2 separate regions of the Homo sapiens genome follow, and region 2 is linked to region 1. Evidence: chromatin loops called from intact Hi-C (ENCODE). Cell type or tissue: IMR-90. All regions are shown on one strand. Links, peaks and the distances in the headings refer to the core of each region. The heading gives the core; the rest is flanking DNA.

Evidence for each region. Peaks named below come from ENCODE experiments on the same cell type or tissue, not always from the same donor. Only the 100,000 strongest peaks of a DNase experiment are listed, where the experiment ranks them.
Region 2: it touches region 1 in a loop (6-fold over the local background); 4 of 110 quality-filtered maps call a loop at or near these places.

Annotation. Positions count from the first base shown.
Region 1 is chr14:104,647,945-104,653,306 of GRCh38, forward strand. No RefSeq gene overlaps it. Among named protein-coding and RNA genes, the nearest start is that of LINC02280, 15 kb to the right of the region's middle. RefSeq lists silencers at 2,301-2,450, 2,461-2,540, 2,621-2,700 and an enhancer at 4,982-5,362. In IMR-90, for the core only: a CTCF peak has its summit at 2,564 (motif pointing right); no DNase peak of the experiment used is centred there; H3K4me3 peaks cover 572 bases; H3K27ac peaks cover 290 bases; H3K27me3 peaks cover 594 bases.
Region 2 is chr14:104,720,717-104,726,078 of GRCh38, forward strand. It overlaps INF2 (inverted formin 2), which reads left to right. Exons shown (of 23, transcript NM_022489.4): 23 at 1-1,819. It overlaps ADSS1 (adenylosuccinate synthase 1), which reads left to right and starts at 3,513. Exons shown (of 13, transcript NM_152328.5): 1 at 3,513-3,746. The coding sequence starts at 3,555. RefSeq lists enhancers at 1,264-1,763, 4,560-5,260 and a silencer at 3,320-3,729. In IMR-90, for the core only: CTCF peaks have their summits at 3,011 (motif pointing right), 4,505 (motif pointing left) and 5,004 (motif pointing right); no DNase peak of the experiment used is centred there; H3K4me3 peaks cover 1,334 bases; H3K27ac peaks cover 137 bases.

The DNA.
Region 1 (5,362 bases), core at 294-5,293:
TGTGGTGCAATCGTGGGTCACTGCAGCCTCAACCTCCCAGGCTCAAGTGATCCTCCCTCCTCAGCCTCCCAAGTAGCTGAGACTACAGTCATGCACCACCACAACTCGGCTAATTTTTTTTTTATTTTTTGTAGAGCTGGTGTCTCCCTATGTTGCCCAGGCTGGTCTTGAACTCCTGCGCTCAAGTGATCCTCCTGCCTCAGCCTCCCAGAGGGTTGGGATTATAGGCATGAGCCACAGCACCTGGCCCCTTTTCTCTATTTTTTTTTTTTTCTTTGAGATGGAGTCTCACTCTGTCGCCCAGGCTGGAGTGCAATGGCGCAATCTCAGCTCACTGCAACCTCCGCCTACTGGGTTCAAGCAATTCTCCTGCCTCAGCCTCCTGTGTAGCTGGGACTACAGGCGCCCACGACCACAGCCGGCTAAGTTTTTTATTTCATTTTATTTTTTAGGAGAGATGGGGTTTTGCTGTATTGGCCAGGCTAGTCCTGAACTCCTGACCTCAAGTGATCTGCCCACCTTGGCCTCCCAAAGTGCTGGGATTACAGGTGTGAGCCACTGGGCCTGGCCTCCTTTTTTTCTTTAAAGTAAAATTTACATGTAGTAAATAGTATTTGGCCATAAAGGGAATGAATTACTGATACATGCTACAATGTGGATGAACTTTGAAAACAGTAAGCTAAGGGAAAAGAGGTAGACATAAAGGGCCACCCACTACACAACTCCATCCACATGAAAGTCCAGAAGAGAGAAATCCATAGAGACAGAAAGTAAAGGCTGGGCACGGTGGCTCACGCCTGTAATCCCAGCACTTTGGGAGGCCAAGGCGGTGGAAGCCCTGAGGTGAGGAGTTCAAGACCATCCTGGCCAACATAGTGAAACCCCATCTCTACTAAAAATACAAAAATTAGTTAGGTGTGGGGGTGCACGCCTGTAATCTCAGCTACTCGGCTGCTGAGGCAGGAGAATTGCTTGAACCTGGGAGGTGGAGGGTGCAGTGACCACTGCACTCCAGCCTGGGTGACAGAGCAAGACTCCATATCAAAAAAAATAATAATAATAGATTAGTGGTTGCCTAGATGACTTCTAACAAACGCATACACCTACGAAGAGGGAGAACACCACCACCAATCCAGAATGTTCCCTCATGCCCTCTCCTGGCAAAGCCCCACCCCCACCCTACCCCAAAAGACATCCCCTGGTACGATTTCTTGCCTGTTCTAGAACACCACATAAAAGGAATCACAGCAGGTCCTGTTCTGTGGAAGGTCTCTTTTGCTCAGCATCATGTTTATAAAGTCATCCATATTGCTGCACGGATCGCTGGTTCATATTGATATTCATTAGATAACGGTTGGACCAGTCCTCCCACCCTCCCTCCCGCCATCTCTCTCTCTCTCTCTCTCTCTGTCTCCCTCTCTCTTTCTTTCTTTCTTGAGATGGAGTCTCGCTCTGTGGCCCAGGCTGGAGTGCAATGGTGTGATCTCGGCTCACTGCAACCTCCGCTTCCCAGGTTCAAGCAATTCTGCCTCGGCCTCCCGAGCAGCTGGGATTACAGGTGCCCACCACCACGCCCGGCTAATTTTGGTATTTTTAGTAGAGACAGGTTTTCACCATGTTGGCCAGTCTTTTAAATGAATCCAACGAAATCTAAATATCATGGTGATTTAATCATCAATTTTTAAGAGACAATTTTTTAACAGACTTAAATGTTTTCTCCTTTGCCTTGTATTTTCCCTCCACTTTGCCCACAGAATTTTATGCCAACATGACATATCTTCTGCTCCAAGTCCTCCGCTGGCCTCACTGTGCTTTTCCGTAATGGAAATATGTGTATAAATTGAAATGCCACTTTTCATTCTTTACTTCATAAGTCTCTTATCTTTAAATGTTTCTACTGGATTCATTATTTTTCAATTATTAGCCCACAGTTCCTCAAAACCACTGATTGGGATATAAATAATCTATATTATACATTTTGATTAAAAATTGTTACACAGAAAAAGGAAGTTTTCATTGGGGATGCATCTCCCGATGAAGGGGACGGGCTTTTTTCCGTGTAGCCCCTGTTTCCATGGGTGACGACGACTTGTTGAAAAGACTCACTATCCCGCGTGGAATGTCCTCCTGCTTTTTGGGTTTTAGGGGCTAGCACTGAGCGTCTTTGTTCACACGAACAAGTCTACGGGACAAAGGAGGATTGGGGCAGCACTTCCGCAAACCTGAGACGGGCCACCGGGAATCGCTGCTGCGGTCGGGGGCTGCGACGCCACCAGCCCCAGGGTGGAGAGCGGCTTTCTGGGCGTCCGGGCAAGTCCATGCTCCGGGTGGGGAGGCCGAGGGGCCGAGGAAGTCGAGGGTCTGGACATTCGCTGCCCCGGAGCCGCGTGAGCCCGCCCCGCCCTGGAACGTCCTCCCAGGCGTTCTCGCCTTTGCAGCCCCCGCCTGACTGCGGACCCTCCACTCCCCACTCTCTCCTTCCATCCCCGCTTCCCTCTCCCTGCCCCTCCTCCTCCCCCGTCGTCAGCCTTGACAAAGGAGGGCGATGCCACCGCTTACCGCCAGAGGGCGCGCCGCGCCCCCCAAACGGACACTGAAGCGGGCGCCCCCTGGCCGAGCGGGGCGCAGGGGAAGAGGGGGCGGAGGGGGAGAGGAGGTGCAGGGACAGAGGGGGCCCAGGGGGCTTCCAGCCTCCTGCCTGGGTCCTGGTTTGGTTGCCCCCGCACCACCCAGCGCTTGCCCACCCTGCCTCAGTCTCCCCATCTCCCAGCCTCGGGGCTCCTCTGGCTGGCTGGGGCCCACCCTGGGGCAGAGCCGCTGGGTCTGGGGATGGGTAGCATCAAGATGCCTCGAAGTCCTGGCCTGGTCTTCAGGCTCCCTATAATTAGGACTCCACCCCCACCCCTACAGGAGCCTGTCCAGAAGGTCCTGGGCGTGGCTGGGGTGTCGTGGACACCTGCCATCTTTCCTGAACGCTGCAGACACCTGCGTCCCACTCCAGTGCAGGTGGCCTGGGCCCCTTCAAGGAATGGCTGGGAGTGGGAGGGTGGGCCTGGGGTTTCACGGCCCACACCTGAGGCCAGTCACACCCCGACTGGGCCAGGCAGAAGCTGCACAAACTTCACACTGGAAAGGTGGGGCCAAGGGCAGCCCCAGCCCACCTGCCAGCACCTCCCCATCCCCAGCATCTGCCGGGCACAGTGGGGGCACACCTAACCTCCCCACCCCTACCCACTCTTGACATATAAGGCCTCAGCCAGGAAGTCCAGAAGGAGGGCGTGGACGGGGATCTGCACTGGAGGCCTCTACCACCTGTGAAGCCATCGGGCCTGTGGGCCGCAGGGCAGGACTCCCAGGTCTGGAGGGCCCTCAGGCTGGCCTCCATGAGGTGCCGCGAGGCTGGGGTACAGAGCTGAGTCCCCACAGCCCTCACCTCCCTGGCCCCTGCCCATCACAGCCTAGCTCCTCCTGGAGCCACCTCACCTCCCTGGGCCTCTGTTTCCCCCTCCGTAGAGCAGAGGTGTTGACGGCTTTCGCTTGGAAGGCTAAGCCAGTCTGTCTTTGCGGAGTCCACGTGCTGCCAGCACACAGTCCATGCTCCGGAGTCAGCATCCCACCACATGGTGGAGGGGATGTTCTGAAACCCCTCTTTGAAACTCACAGAACCTGGGGACAAAGCGGGGCAGCGTTTTGTCAGTGAGAAGTGGCCGCAGGAGGGGCCCAGTGACCAGCACCAGGTACAGGAGCAGACCCACGGCCCGGCCCACAGGCACCAGACACCCTGGGCACAACCGGGCCTGGGTTCCCTCTGACATGGGGCACCTGGACAGATACTTGAGCACAGCCAGGCCTTCAGATGACAGCCATCCCCGCAAGCATCTGACCACGTGCAAGACCCCGCACCTGAGCTTCCCAAATGAGCCCCTCCTAAATGCCAACTCCAGAAACCATGAAATAATTGTCCACTGTTTACGCATCGGAGCCGCTGGCCATGCAGCAAAGGGACCAAGCTGCTGGCGCGCACAGGTTCATCTCCCAGTGGCTCCTGCTGTCGAGGGCTGCCCCCCTGCTCCCCTCCTGCAGGGCTTGTTCCCAGCAGGTGCATCCTCTAGCTGGGCCTGGAGACCCGGCGCCACGTGGCACAGCGGTGACTCTACAGCGCCCTCGTGTGCGGCTCTAGGTGCTCCCACCCGCCTCTCTCCCGGCTCAGCCTGGGCACCTTTCTCCTGGTCGCTGTGTCCCAGCACTCTCCCCTTAGGAGGCTTGGGCTGGCGGTTGTGAACGTTTCCGACCGGGCTGTCCTGGCTCCCCACCAAGTGTGTGTCCACCCCTCCCACCATGGCTGCTCCCCACGTTGGCTCAGGGAGCCCCTGAGGAGGTCCATGGCGTCCCAAGCCCACCAATGCCCACCACTGCTTTCAGCTTCCTCGTGCTCGCCAGCCACCAGGTTGGTGGTCTCTTCCTGCCCACTCTTATTTTGTGTTCCAGGGGAACATGCTGCCACCAGGCTTTACTGTGGACAGTGTCCTCTGTGTCTCCGGTTGTGCAATCTCGGTGGCTCATGTTTTACAGGGGGGTTGGGGAGAGCCAAGCCCGTGATCACTTCTCCCGCATCCTTCTCCATATGGAGAGGTTACGATATCTAGCCTCAGAACCACAGTCGTCTCATGCTCAAGGCCTGTGGGCCAGGAATCCCGAGCTGGTGGTATTGAGCCAGGAATCCCGAACTGGTGATATGCACTGTTGCTTTTCCAAACAGAAAAAGAACAAAAACTTGTAGTCCAACCCAGTTGACTCCTTAAACTACCTCTTCGAAACTCACAGAACCTGAGGACAAAGCAGGGCAGTGTGTTTATATGAAGTTGATAAACTTAAAAGACAGCTGTGAAGCCATGAAAATCCATGGAAGAACCCTAAATGCATATTACTGAGTGAAAGAAGCCAGTCTGAAGAGGCCACATACTATATGATTCCAACTCTAGGACATCCCAGAGAAGGGGAAATTACGGAGACAGTAAAAGGACCCGTAGTTGCCAGGGTTAGCGGGGGGGAAGGGATGAATCGCAGAGCATGGAGGGTGTTTACGGTAGAGAGGGCAAACCGGTGCAGCCACTGTGGAGACCAGAATGGCGATATTTCAAACAGTATTTCAAAAACTTATATTAGAATTGCCACATCATCCGGACATTTCACTTCTGGGTATTCGCCCAAGAACTGAGTGCAAGGACTTGAACAGATATCTGCACACCCGTGTCCACAGCAGCATCATTCACCAACACACGAAGGTAGAAGCAGCCCAGGTGCTCACGGATGGATGAACCTGGTGTATCCAGGCCTGGCGCGGCGGCTGGGCGAACCTGGT
Region 2 (5,362 bases), core at 363-5,362, 73 kb after region 1:
CGTCTCGTGTGGATGCTGCTGTGGACGTCTGCGTCGTCTCGTGTGGATGCTGCTGTGGACGTCTGCGTCGTCTCGTGTGGATGCTGCTGTGGACGTCTGCGTCGTCCTCGTGTGGATGCTGCTGTGGACGTCTGCGTCGTCTCGTGTGGATGCTGCTGTGGACGTCTGCGTCGTCCTCGTGTGGATGCTGCTGTGGACGTCTGCGTCGTCCTCGTGTGGATGCTGCTGTGGACGTCTGCGTCGTCCTCGTGTGGATGCTGCTGTGGACGTCTGCGTCGTCCTCCTGTGGATGCTGCTGTGGACGTCTGCGTCGTCCTCGTGTGGATGCTGCTGTGGACGTCTGCGTAGTCTCGTGTGGATGCTGCTGTGGACGTCTGCGTAGTCTCGTGTGGATGCTGCTGTGGACGTCTGCGTCGTCCTCGATGCTGCTGTGGACGTCTGCGTCGTCCTCGTGTGGATGCTGCTATGGACGTCTGCGTAGTCTCGTGTGGATGCTGCTGTGGACGTCTGCGTCGTCCTCGTGTGGATGCTGCTGTGGACGTCTGCGTAGTCTCGTGTGGATGCTGCTGTGGACGTCTGCGTAGTCTCGTGTGGATGCTGCTGTGGACGTCTGCGTCGTCCTCGTGTGGATGCTGCTGTGGACGTCTGCGTAGTCTCGTGTGGATGCTGCTGTGGACGTCTGCGTCGTCCTCGTGTGGATGCTGCTGTGGACGTCTGTGTAGTCTCATGTGGATGCTGCGAGTTTTCGTTGCTCTGGGGTAGATTCGTAGCGGAGGAACAACTGGGCGACACGCTAAGTTTATGTTTAACTTTTTAAGTAACTGCCTAACTGTTTTCCAAAGCAGCTGCACCATTTTTCATTCCCATCCATGCTATTGTTTTTCAGTTAAATAGCTCCACTCCTCCCCCTCCCCACCCTCCACAGAACTGCCAGTAAAACTGGACTATGGAGTATTGGGTGGGGTCACCTACAAGGTCATCTGCAGCAAGTGAGACCATCGCCCCTCCTGCCTGGAGAGGTGGGACTGGGGACCCTGTGACAGGAGGAGCTGCCCTTCCTGGAGCCTGGTTTTTCTTTTTCCTCTGTGCTCCATGAGAAGTCAGTTTAGTGGGCTACAGCCAGCAAAGGAACCAAAACCAACAGGAGCTCTGGGGGTGCCTTGCATGGCGAGGCTCCGTGGCTGCACGCGTGTATGCAGGTGGCTGTGGGTGTCTGTGTGTCCTGGGCCACTGTGTGCGATGGTCCCACTGGGAGGTGTGGCCCCCAAAGAGTGGAACCCACAGGTGGACACACCCATGCACCCTCGTTCTTGCCCAAGGTCACACATCGAGACAGCAGGGCCCAGATGGATGGCCCCAAGCTCGGTGGCTCCCGTGCTGCCCACACCTGGGGACAGGCCCACTGTGGGGGGTAAGGGGTGGAGGTGTTCTAATTCGGGCTGAGCCGTGTGACTGGCAGGGGCCCCAGCTGTTGGGCCTGGGCAGGACTGTTTTTAGAAAAGCCCCAACTCCCTGCCCCTACCCGGGCCCGTGGCTATTTATAGTCCGGGCCTGGAGAAGTCAGTGAGTCACTAGCGTTCGCCTCTGCAGGGTCAGTCCAAGCCCCCTTAGTGAGGTGGTCTAGCATGTCCCCCAGTCCCCCAAGCCTCTATCTGACATCTGCTAGCCCAGAGCCCCAGGGGTCCCCAGGAAGGGCTCAGAGCTGGTGGCCCCCCCCAGGCCTTGGCAGCACCTCCTTGTCTGATGGGACTTTGTGGTTCCTGGTGGACATTTAACATTGTCGGTTTCTCTCATCTGGAAACAAACCTCCATGACGCTCTTGGTTTCTCCTGTTGCAGTCTGCCTCTTCCCTACCTGCACAGCTCTCTGCTGTGCCCCAAATTCCCTCCTTGACACCCCCAGACCCACTGCCCCACCCTCAGGTGCAGCCCCTTCTCAGCAGGCTCCAGGTTCTGCCAAATCTCAGAGCCCTCCAACCCTGCTCCAGCCCCTTCCCAAGCTGGGGCCGGTGGTCTGTTCACCCCCGACCAGCTGTCACCCCCAAGGTGGCACTAGGAAGTTCATGCATGAAGACTGCTTTTCCACTGAGGCCCCACTGACTGCTTGGAACCCATACAACGGCATTTTCCCCGCAAGGATGCTGAGGGAGAGGAAGTGTCGATGTGCCCAGTGGAAGAAGAGGGGACTGGGGACATGGGTGCAGGGGGCAGGAGGCCAGGCTTCAAACAGCCCCTCTCCCCCAGGCTGGGGCACGGTCAGGTGCCAAGAGAGGAGGGGTGGGGAGGCTGCAGGCAGGGGTGGGCAGTGGTGTCCTTGGCTGCACCTGAATCACTAACTCAGTGTGAGCGACCTTTGCTGTGACAGGCCCAAGCTCCACTCCTTCCTCACAGGGAGTGTCCCGTCTCCATGGACTCCCTGTCACTAGCCTTGGAGTTGCCCTGAGCCCAAGGGGCCTCGTGGCTCCAGGCTCTTTGGCAACTGAGAGCCGTCAGGGAGGGAACAAAGGACCCCGCCTCCCTGCTCTGAAGCAAGAACCTGATTCTCTTTTCCGCCCTTGGGGCCCCAGGACCCTTCTCTTGGCCACCAGGGCTGGCTTCCTCCAAGCCTCATCTACTTGGGAGGGGTGGGGCGGGATGGGTGAGACAGGACAACCAGCCGGGAACACGGGAGCCTCGCAGACCATCGCCTCCCTCTGGGGCCTAGTCCCTCCACAGGCTGGGCCGGGAAGGTCTGGTGTGGGACCTCTTGGGAACCTGGGCCCCACGGTGGCGTGCATCCCTGGGGGTTGCTCCCATGCCAGCCAGGTGACGCTGACAGGATGGGTCCCTTTACCCCAGACTTGGGTGCTGAGGGCCGGAGCTCCATGCTGGAGCCCGCCTGCTCGCTACAGCCAGGCCCGAGCCACAGCGCGCCCGGGCGGGACGCGGGGCCCCTGCCGTGGGGCAGAAGTGCGGGCAGTTGCGGGGACACAAAGTCCTCGGAGAGGACGCGCTGCGCGGCTCTTCGCGGCCGCCAGGGGGCGCGCCCGCGCCCAGGGCACTCGGGGTTCCACGGGGGGCAGGTGCGCTCCTCGAGAGTGCGGACCCTCTAGGTGGGGTGCAGGACGCAGCTCCCCTTTTGCAAACCGCACTCCTTCCCTGGAGGGAACGACCACCCCTGCAGTTGCTGGAACCCCGAAGTCCTGGGCCCGGCAAGGGCTTGGTGGGGGGTGAGGTCGCGGTGCACAAGCCCTGGTCCCCGACGGGCTAGCGAGAAACTGCCTCCGTTGGCAAATTCGTGGGGGCGGCTCCCCAGGCCATCTGCCTGCCTGGCCGTTGGTCCGTGCGGCCCCTCACCCCTAAAGTGCTCGAGACTCAACTGGGCTTCCCGGGCAGCGGCGAGGGGGCGGGGATGTGGCGGCCGGAGGTCACCGGGGCGTCACTGCGCCCGCCCTGGCCCTCCCCCGGCCCGCCCCCTGCCCCGCCCCCTGCCCCGGCCCGGCTCCATTTAATGGCGCGGACGCCGGCGGCGGCGGGCTCCTGGCCGGGCCAGCGCAGCGGAAGAGCCAAGCCAGCATGTCGGGGACCCGAGCCTCCAACGACCGGCCCCCCGGCGCAGGCGGCGTCAAGCGGGGGCGGCTGCAGCAGGAGGCGGCGGCGACCGGCTCCCGCGTGACGGTGGTGCTGGGCGCGCAGTGGGGGGACGAGGGCAAAGGCAAGGTGGTGGACCTGCTGGCCACGGACGCCGACATCATCAGCCGCTGCCAGGTGCGGGCTGGGGCGCCGGGTCCCTCCCCCACCGCCCAGCGAGCCCCCCTCCCCCGACCCAGACGGCCCCTGTCCTCCCATGCCCTGGCCGGTCACTCACCCGCTTGGATGCCTTCCTTCCGGGAGCACCTTTCCCAGGGCCACCCCACCCACGCACGCACACGCACCACTCACACAACCCCCGACCCACACACACCGCCCTCCTTCCACCCACCCCTACTCCACCACCCCGGCAGCGGGCCAGGGCACAGCTATAAATACAAGTCGCTGAGTTGGGGACACCCGATCCTTAGGGGGTGGCGCATGCCATGGGTGTGACGCTGGACCCTCCATGGGGGAACCAGAGGACCCAGCCCCAGGATGGTTTGAGGACCCCCAAGACACCCCCCTTCCTCATTTACAGTGATCACCTGGGGCCTGTCTGGGTCTGGGATAGGGCTTACCTGGCTCCCCGCAAGGTCTGCAGGTGGTGGAGGGGGTAAAAGCTGCCTGCTGGGTGGGGGTGACCCCGGTGAGTCAGCCAAGGAGAGGCAGAGGTGGAAGGGGGCCAGGCCGTCCTGGGGGGCAATTGGGGCCGCGCCTGAGGGAGGGTGCTTGGGACGATCCTAGCCAGACATGGGAGAGGGAGGGCCACAGACTTCTGGCCAGGGTGACCCCGTGGCTGGCAGTGCCACCGAGGAGGCCAGACCTGCTTTGTCCCCCAGGGCCCAGGGCTGGGCCTCTGCCAGCCGGCAGCTGCTCTCAGCGCCCCCATCTGTTCTGACTGAGCTGCACACTGGGCACTCTCTCGGGCCGCCACCCTGGGGCTACATGCCCCATGCCAGGGCAGCCAAGTCTGCTGCCCATGGGCTGACTTACAGCTCCAGGCACAAAGGGGTCAACTTTGGGATGCACGCGTCTGGGGTTTGGAGCCTGCCTGGGGCTGCTGCCAATAATGGAACAAGGGCCCCCGCACCGTCCCTTCTCCGGGTTCTGTGGCCTCCTTCCTGAGCTCCAGAGAGGAGGGCTGGGGCCCAAGACGAAGGGAGTCAGCCCAGCACCCTGTGTGGCTCAGGGCTGTCCGAGCCCCTCCTGCCGGAAGGGACTGTGGCTTCCTAGAAAGTTCTTCCTGGAACAGTGGGGGACCTCCCCCCTTGCTCTCCGTCCTAAGCAGCAGGCAAGCACATCCCTCGCTCCAGAGATCCCCCAGGTCCTAGAGGTGGTCCTCAGCCCATGCTCCCTCCACACTGCCTCTGCCCCGCCACCTTGTCCTGGGCCGCCAGGGGGCATGTCCAGCGCTCTACTGCTCTTCACCCTCCAGGGCGCCCTCAGCGTGGGGCAGCCCCGGCCCCTGACCCTCCTTAGACCTCTCTGCTCCCGTGAGGCCCAGGCCCCTCCCTATGAGCTGCCAGCTCTGGTGGGCGCCATGCACTTCTGCAGGGCGGGCTGGGGCCCCCACAGGTGCTGTACACAGCATTCACCTGGCTCCGCGCTCCCAGCTGTGGAGATGGTTCTGGATCTGGGCACTCCCTGCTGTGCCCCCCACCCAGTCCCCCCACAGCCCCGCTCACTCGCAGCTGCACACGGGAGCACGGAGGATGCAGCAGGCTGGAGCCCATCCCGCACTCCGGCCACCA